Regions from separate parts of the Homo sapiens genome. Here region 2 is linked to region 1. Evidence: chromatin contacts called from ENCODE Hi-C or POLR2A ChIA-PET data. All regions are on one chromosome and are shown on one strand. The core of a region is the stretch at or near the end of the contact, and the rest is flanking DNA. Distances in the headings are between cores, read along the strand shown.

Evidence for each region. A loop is a pair of places that touch in the nucleus more often than their neighbours do. ChIA-PET counts read pairs that join two places held with the same protein, here RNA polymerase II (POLR2A).
Region 2: a map of CD4-positive, alpha-beta memory T cell shows a loop between it and region 1 (12-fold over the local background). The contact joins the enhancer-like site here to the promoter of TMCO6 in region 1. A Hi-C loop is called at or near these places in 1 of 168 maps with a recorded cell type or tissue (CD4-positive, alpha-beta memory T cell). POLR2A ChIA-PET finds 5 or more read pairs at or near these places in 1 of 52 experiments (activated CD8-positive, alpha-beta memory T cell).

The regions. Positions count from the first base shown.
Region 1 is chr5:140,636,568-140,640,956 of GRCh38, forward strand. TMCO6 (transmembrane and coiled-coil domains 6) reads left to right here and starts at 2,884. Exons shown (of 12, transcript NM_018502.5): 1 at 2,884-3,045; 2 at 3,172-3,284. The coding sequence starts at 2,961. RefSeq lists a silencer at 2,696-2,945.
Region 2 is chr5:139,846,886-139,851,239 of GRCh38, forward strand. NRG2 (neuregulin 2) reads right to left here. Exons shown (of 10, transcript NM_004883.3): 10 at 1-1,812. The coding sequence ends at 1,032. Among named protein-coding and RNA genes, the nearest start is that of PSD2, 53 kb to the left of the region's middle. RefSeq lists silencers at 1,044-1,233, 1,364-1,783, 1,834-1,893. Within about 2 kb of position 1,361, at least 20 of the 41 ENCODE cell types and tissues checked have a DNase peak (open chromatin) inside an H3K27ac peak, as active enhancers do.

The sequences.
Region 1 (4,389 bases), core at 1,634-4,133:
GACAGTTGCATGAGGAAGGGCTCAAGATCCAGGCCCTATCCCTGGCCAGAGCATGGTGCACAGCAGGTACTCAGTAAATGGCTCTCCAGGGGCTGGATGGATACTGGGAGAGAAGATATGGAGGATGGAATGATGGCCTGTAGATATTTTAACATGCTGTTTTGTGGAAGAGATTGCAGACTTCATTGATTAACTCCAAGGGGTAGAATTAAGTTCAAGGGAAAGAAATTGGTTTTAAGAATAACCTTTTTCCTAGATTTGTACTTAATTGAACCTTTGCCTAAGTTATATGGCTTTTTAAAAATTAGAGGTTTCCTGTAAAAATTCTTAGGTGCCACCGGGACCCTAATCTTCTGGAGCTGCCAAGGGGGTCTGGGAGGAGACAACATCAAATAATTACACTATAACTTAATGATAGCTGTGAAAAGGGTTGTGAAGAAGCTGGGTCATTGGTACAATGGTTCTGAGTAGGTGACACTGGACTTGACATGTTGAGAATGGTGTTGAGGGAAGGATGCTGGTAGAAAGAAAAGGGAAGGATGCAGGCAGAGAAAACAGCTTGTGCGAGAGCCTCCCCCAAGAGTGGGAGTAGGGTGGAGGAGAAAAAGAACAGGGCTTGTTGACAAAGAGAAGGTCCCAGAAGAGGTGAGTCCAGATTGGAGAGGTATGCAGGGGTTAGACCATGTAGGGCTAAGTCGGCCACAATTCCAATTTTGAATGTGAGGAACACGGTTTTTTATTCACTAGTGTTTCCTCAGTGCCTAGTAGACTAGTGGCACTCCACATTTGGTGAAAGATTTTATCCTAAAAATTATGGGAATTCAGTTTTATGCAGAGAAGTGAAATAATGATATCTTTCTCATTTTCATCACATATAAAATGAGAATAATGGTCATTGTGGTGAACATTCTGTAAAGCAAAAATAAAATTCTAAGGCCGCCCCCCACAACCATCTGAATGGACTTCCTCCTCAGCCAGGGCTCTTTCAAAATTAAACCCGAGTGACCGTTTCAGGCCATGATGGGAAGTAGGGGTTGAACGTGCCTCATTATACCTCTCTACCGTTAACATCAACACAGACTTTAAGTTTGATAAGAAACATTTTACAACCCATTCTCTCTGAAGCCTAGGATTTGAAGGTTTCCTCTGCAAATAAGAACTTGGGTCTCCACAATCCTTTATCTTAACCCAGACATTCCTTTCTATTGATTTCAGGTCTTTAGAGAAACTCAACCAATTGTCAACCAGAAAAATTTAAAATCTACCTATAAGCTGGAAGCCCCCCACCGCCCCACTTCGAGTTGTCCCGCCTTTCTGTTGTCCCACAAACCAATGTCTTTCTCTCTTTCCCCCTCCCCTCTCTTCCCTTCCTCCTTTCCTCTTTTCTTTTCTTTCTTTCTTTTCTCCCTTTCTTTCTTTCTTTCTTTCTTCCTTCCTTTCTTTCTTTTCTTTCTCTTAGGAATAACGCTCAAAATCCTAAGGGAAATTGAACACTCGAACAAAGGATTATTAGCAAAGCAATTTTACTTCTGCTCAGAGGGGTGTCTGCTTGGCCAGTCGCCATGAGAGCACACCTGAACAAAGGGGCACGAGAGCCTTTATTCCTGACGCAAGTCCTGCCCCTGTACCCTTTCCCCATTGGCCGGGGTCGGGTCATACAATCTGAACTAATCCCGGTTGGCTAAACATTTGATTTTTTTAGGTAATGTGGGCACGTAAAAGAAAGTGGAGAGGAAAGGGGAAGGGGTGCCTGTAATGAACTAGAAAGTTAGTCCTCTTTCCAAATAATGAAAGGAATGTGAGCTGGTACTGATAACGTCTGGTACTGATAACGTCTTGTACTGTGGCGTGCCTCGGCATCTAACGAAGGCAAAAAGGAGAAAAAGGAAAACAAAAGTGTGTGTGGGGGGGAGTACTATGAATTAAAGAATAAAAGATTGATCTAATTATTTGAAGAGAAACCTCATCATATCCCAGATTTCTTTCTTTCTTTCTTTCTTTTTTTTTTTTTTGAGACGGAGTTTCGCTCTTGTACCCCAGGCAATGGGGCGCGATCTCGGCCCACTGCAATCTCCGCCTCCCGGGTTCAAACGATTCTCCTGCCTCAGGCTCCCGAGTAGCTGGGATTACAGGCACCCACCACTACTCCCGGCTAATTTTTGTATTTTTAGTAAAGATGGGGTTTCACCATGTTGGCCAGGCTGGTCTCAAATTCCTGACCTCAGCTGATCCACCCGCCCAGGCCTCCCAAAGTGCTGGGATTACAGGCATGAGCCACCAGGCCCGGCCCAACCAGTGTATTTCTTGAATGAACTGAAGTCTCATATCTCCCTAAAATATGTAAAACCAAGCTGTACCGGACCACCTTGGGCACATGTTCTCAGGACCTCCTGAGGGCTGTGTCAAGGGCCATGGTCACTCATATTTGGCTCAGAATAAGTCTCTTCAAATATTTTACAGAGTTGGACTCTTTTCGTTGACAATTCAATGACGCTTCAAGCGTTTTTGGCAGCTCTCATCAGTGGGATCCGCATTAATAGTGAAACGGCATCATGGCGCTTCCCGCAGTTCGGGATTGTTTTGAACTTTCATCTAGAGCGTATTGTGGGTGGGGAAGTTGTGTTTGCTGAGTAGATTGTGACACTGCTGGCTTGGGTCACTCGAGGTCAGGGATGAGAGACTTTTTTTCCTAGAATTGGTAAGACAGGAAATCAATCAGAGGCAGAGCGACGCCTCTGGCTCTGGTCTAGTGGTGCAGCGTCTCTAGCCCTCGCCCCGCCCACCGTCCCCGCGAGGCGTCCACTCGCCGAGCCCCGCCCTCACCCAGCACCCACCCCGCTCCTCGCGCCCTCCCCGCCTGTTCCCGCCCTGTGCTGAGGCTGCGCAGTCGGTGCCATCTTCTACGCCCCTGGGAGCGTTGTGGCTGCTGTTTCCTTCGGCTTTCCTCCTCCTGCTCCACCATGTGGAGCCGACGGCAGGGCCGCCTCAGGCCCACGGTCTGCGGGGTGGAGGAGCTACGGCGCCGCCGGCGGGAGCGGGAGGCAGGTGTGGGCGGCCGAGGGAGCGCGGGGGTATATGGCGGTCGGGGATAAGTTGAGACCCCAGGCTCGGAGCCGCGGGTTCTGGGTTGTGGTCGTCCTTCCCACGCTCAGCCGGCTCCTCTGCCCCCAGCACTGCGGAAGGCGCGGAGGGAGCAGCAGCTGGTCAGCAAGAGGCTGCTGAGAAACGACGCCCCAGAGGAAGCTGGAGAGGGATGTGTGGCTGCGATCCTCGGGGAAACCGAGGTGAGGGGGCAAGGTAGGGTGCGCTGGAGTCCACGCCCGCTGGCGCCAGACTCCCGGGAGTACTCGAGGTCTGCCCCAAACCTGAACGCAATCCACTCTACACTTCCACGCATCCAGTGGGTCAAGCCAGAAACAGGGGAATCATCCTGCACAACTCTTTGACCCACAACCCCATATCGATCCATCATCAAGTCCTAGTTGTTTACCTCCTGAAGAGCTTTGGAGTCTTTACATGCCTCACCATCGAAGCTGCCACCACCACCTCCTCTCTGGATACTACTGCAGTCTCCTAAAAGGTCACCCTGCATCTATGCTTGTCACCGTCACTACGTCCTTTAAAAACACGTGGAGACCAAAATCTTTCCTGTGCCTTGCAAAGCATAGCATGGTCTAGCCTCTTCCTAACTCAAATTTTATCAGTTTTCTCATCCTACCCACCGTCCTCTTTTTAGTTCCTGCAACGATATATCGGATTTGTGTCTCAAGCCCTTGGCATTCGCTACGTCTAACGTTCGTTTCTTTTGGTATTCTGTCTTGAGAGCCTATTTTTTTTCTTTTCTTTTCTTTTTTTTTTTTTGAGACTCTCGCTCTGTCGCCAGGCTGGAGTGCAGTGGCATGATCTCGGCTCACTGCAACATCCGCCTCCCGGGTTCAAGCGATTCTCCTGCCTCAGCCTCCCGAGTAGCAGGGATTACAGGCGCGCGCCACCACTAATTTTTGTATTTTAAGTAGAGGCGGGGTTTCATCATGTTTGTCAGGCTGGTCTGGAACACCTGGCCTCATGATCCACCCGCCTTGGCCTCCCAAAGTGCTGGGATTACAGGCGTGAGCCACTGTGCCCGGCCACCTACTTGTTTCTTGTAGAATATTAATCATTATCTAATGGTTTGTCTATTGTTATTTCTCCAACTAGACTTTAATTGCAGGAAAACCTAGATCCTGTGTTGTCATTGAAAACCCGGTTGCCTGCACATTATCTGGCATATAGTTAAGTACTCAGTGTTTATTGAATGAGTGAATGAAAGGATTTATTCAGTAAGCATTGAGTATCCCCTGTATTTGTATTATGTTTACGTACATAGTTTACCGTACATACCATGTTGAC
Region 2 (4,354 bases), core at 111-2,610, 790 kb before region 1:
TTTTTTTTTTTTTAAACAATTACCTTTTTGACAAATTAGCAGTGGACCCAGTTTTTGGGGGTGGGAGGGCAGGACTGGAGACGAGTGGATGTCATAGGTGGGTTGGGGGCTAGGAGGCAGCCTGTGAGAAGGAAATGGTGTTACTTTATTGCTAAAAGGGGAATACACTGTCGAGTGGCTCTTCTCGGTCCCAGCGTGACCATGCATCCAATCTAAAGAATCTGAAATGCAAAGGACATGCAGGTGTAAAATAGAAAAGACGACCTGTAAACGAAGGTGCTGCAGAGGACGGAGGGGCGTCCTGGAGGCTGTGGGGGACAGGAGCCGCCAACATTGGGCCCCTGGCAGAGCTGCCACCTCCCTGGGCTCAGGCTCTTGGGGAAACGTTTCTCTGCCCCCCCTCCTTTAACAGCTGTGAGTAGCCAGGGCTTCCCCATTCGGGTAGCTGTGTCTTTATCTCCCCCTGGAAGTTACCCCAGCTCCAGCTCCAAGCCTAGGGTCCTGGCCCTCTCCTCCCAGGGGTCGGGAACTTCAGCTCTTGCCTGGGAGCAAAGCTACTTCCGTCCTCAGTTCTTCCTTAGGGCCAACCCCCCACCGCCCCCCACCCTCGCCCCCAACAGAACCCGCACCTCTTCTCTCCCAGCTGTCACTCTCAGCACCCCACAACCCAGACCTGTCCCCCGGAGCCCCAGATGAGCATACAGCAAAAGGCACCACAAAATAGGTTTCTATTAAAGAGTCAAAAAATTGGCCCATCTCTCTTTTTTTTTTGTTGTTTCTTTTTTTTTTCCGAAGCTGTAAATCAGGATGTTACATATAAATAGTTTCCCTATAAAAACGCCTTTGCCGTTAGCTAGTATTATAAGACAATTTTTGCTAAAATGAAAATAAAACATTTTGTTATACTTTTTTCCTTTTATAGAAAATAAAAATATTTTTATTTCTTTTTTCCTCCTTTCTCTCCAGTAGGCGGTCTCTGGTCTCCTTAAAGATAGTGGGGCGGGCGGGGCGGAGGGGCGCGCGGCGGGGCCCTAGAGTGGCGCCGAGTCCTGCTTGGCCCGCGGGGGCGGCCCGCGGCTGTGTCTGCTGCTGGCCCGCGTGCTGTGGCTGTCCAGTGAGTAGTAAGTCCTGCTGTCGGCCGCCGGGCACAGTGGCGGCGAGTCCGAGCGCAGCGCGTCGTGCGCCCCACGCAGGCCCAGGAAAGGTGTGCTCTCGGCCGCCAGCGCCCCGTCCGCGTCGTCCGCGTCGTCGTCCGACGCCGAGGCTGAGCCGCCGCCCGAGCCGCTGCTCAGCGACAGCGAGTCCCTCGCCGCCCGTGCGCGCTGCGCCGCCAGCCCGTTGAGGCGCGAGCGGCGCCAGCGCCGGGGCCCCGCCGACGTCCTGCGGGACGCACCGCGCGCGCGCGGCCGCGGCGGCGGCGGGGGCGCGCACTCCTGCGTGGTCTCGTACTCGTCGTCCTCGGGGATGCGGAAGGGGCTGGCAGGCAGGCTGCCCAGGCTGCCGCCGAGCGCGCAGGTCCCGCGCCGCGGTCCGGGCCCCGCCGCGGGGTAATAGTAGCTGTCATAGCTGCGCTGCATGTCTGCGCCGGGCCCGGGCCCGGGCCCGGGTCCGGGTCCCGGGCCGGGGGGCGCCGGGTGCCGCAGTAACGGCTGCTGCTCGGCCAGGCGGTAACTGATGGGCGCCGCCGGCGGCAGCGACACGGCGTGCGCCGAGTTGGGGGACGTGATCTCGAAAGTTGGCACCTGCGTGGCCAGCGAGTAGTGGAAGTCCACGGGCGAGAGGCGCGCGGGCGTGGTCAGGGCCGACACGTACCTGCGGGGAGAGGCAGAGGCATGGGCCAGGGCCAGGCCGGGCCGGCGCGGGGGAGGGGGGGTTGGGGGTGGGGTAGGGTGGGAGGGGCGGACCCAGACTTGCCTTAACCTTGCCCGAGACCCCGCCTGCAAGAATGACGGCAGCAACCCTCAGTGGCCTTATGCAATTTCCTAAACCTCTCCGAGCCTCGGTTTCCTTATCTGTTACGCGGGCATAACCATGGTGTTGATTCCATAGCTCTGTTGGGATGATTCCAGATTGTATCAGTGGGATGTGTTAGCCCTGTGCCTGACCCTGGTAAGCTTTCATGAATGGTCACTTGCTGTGGGAATGCTCACCGTCAGGGGGTCAGGCTCACGCTGGGGTACATGTTCCATCTGGTTTAATACCGCAGCTCTGTAAGACCCTTCCGCCAGTCCCATTCTACACGCAGGAAAGTAACACTCAGAACGTTTAATTCTACACGCAGGAAAGTAACACTCAGAACGTTTAAGTGACTTATTCAGGATTTACACAGCCAAGAAGTGGCAGAGCTGGGATGTGACTTGAGGCTAGTCAGGAACCAGGACTCATACTGCCCAATTCCAGAAGCCATTAGTCTCCATTCAGATACCCCTGTGACCTGGCCTCACTGCCCCACAGGGACAATTCCTCCCATGCCCTGATGGCTTCAGTGAGGGAAATATTCCTCCTTACAGTGAAGTCAAAACCTGCTTCAGGGGAGTACCAAGATCCCATGAGGTGTCTCTGCTTGTGGCTACAGACCCATCCCCACACCACCAGCTCCTTCAGAAGTCTGGCCTTGCTAATATCTCCCAGGCTGGATCCCGGGTACCTGTCCCCTTTTGTGCTCCACATCCCCCTTGTAAGCCCATCAGTCTTCTGCCCCACCGTTGTCACCTCAGGACAGGGGCCACCCACCTCCACGCTTCCCTTCCAAACTGCACAGCTGGGCATCTCACTGCTCTCTGGAACCAGCCTGGAGTCCCCATTATCATTTTTTCTGAATCGCCTGACTCCTCCCTCTTCCCTTTCCCACCGGCACATCTGATTAACCACCAAGTCCTACCCATTCCCTTCTCCGGAAGCACACTCTCCACCCCATCCTGGGCCCGACTGTTCACATGTGGTCATCTGGGTCCACCCCAGGGTCTCTCCTCCTTCACTCTATGCAGTTCCCAGAGCAATCTTGTAAAGTCACAGCTCTGCTGAAGCCGGTCTTCCTGTTTACCCACCCAGGGTCAGTCTGTCTGGCCTCAGCTTGCCTGTTCAGGCCCAGCTCCTCTGCTCCCTACAGCCCACTCTGTTCCAGGCACCTCACTCATCAGCCCTGTTCTTAAGTGCCTCTGTTGGAACAGCTCAAGTTGTTCCCCGTGCCTAGAATGCTTTTCTTCCTGCTCTCCTGCCTCTCCCCTTCCTACCACCCATTAAGGAGTCTCATTGCTGTGGTTACGATTCATAAATAGCTACACCTAGTGAGCATCAGCTCCATGCCAGGGATGAGACAAAGAGCTCTGTGCACATGATCTCAGGTGGCCTTCACTTGAACCATGCATAGTAGCTTTTGTTCTCCCTGTTCTACAGCTGAGGGAACAAGGTACAGAGGTGATCAGTCTGCCCCAAATCACACAGGTGGTGGAGCTGGGCTTAGAAAATCTGGCTACTTCCCAGAGCCTACAGTCAGACTGGGTCTCTCTGCCCTGGTGTGGTGTCATGTTTAGCACCTTCCATAGGCTGCTGTAAGCTTCCTTGGTTTGTTTCTGTGGCTAGGAGCTCCTCAGGAGCAGGAACCTGGCAGGCCACTTCTGGATTCCCAGCCAGGCCTGCCCAGCACAGGGCCTGGCATGGAGTAGGCTGAGTTGAGAGCAAGGGAATATCTGCTCCTCTCCCTGCTCCCTGGTGTGGAGTTTTTAGTACCACTCATCTTTCCCTGCTCACCTCCTACAGACCCCACTTGCTGAGGGCCACTCAGGGCTGAGCAAGGTGGCAGGGGTGCTGGCCCTTGACTTCTGGCTTGGAGTCAGGGAAGAAAGGGCGTTTCCTGGTTCTTACTACATCCACTGCTTAGGAAGCCAACAAGGCCTTGAACCCTGGGGTCTTGTTGCTGCTACTGCCAAGGCCTGCCATCATTCTTGGCTCACGTCCATCTTGTGCTGGTCAGTGTCCTCAAAGGCAACCTCCCCTCCCACTCTGCAGTTTACTCCTTCTTCGTGTCTCCTTCTGTTCCTGCTGGGACATGGAACTTCTAGCATGTATCCTGGTTTGTCCAGAACAGCCCCTGTTTGTTCTTTTTTTTTTTTTCTTTTTGTAAAGGGAGTCTTGCTCTGTTGCTGAGGTTGGAGTGCAGTGGCGCCATCTCAGCTCACTGCAACCTCCGCCTCCCAGGTGAAGGGATGCTCTTGCCTCAGCCTCCCAAGTAGCTGTGATTACAGGCATGTGCCACCATGCCTGGCTAATTTTTGTATTTTTAGTAAAGATGGGGGTTTCACCATGTTGGCCAGACTAGTCTCAAACTCCTGACCTCAGGTGATCCATCCGCCTT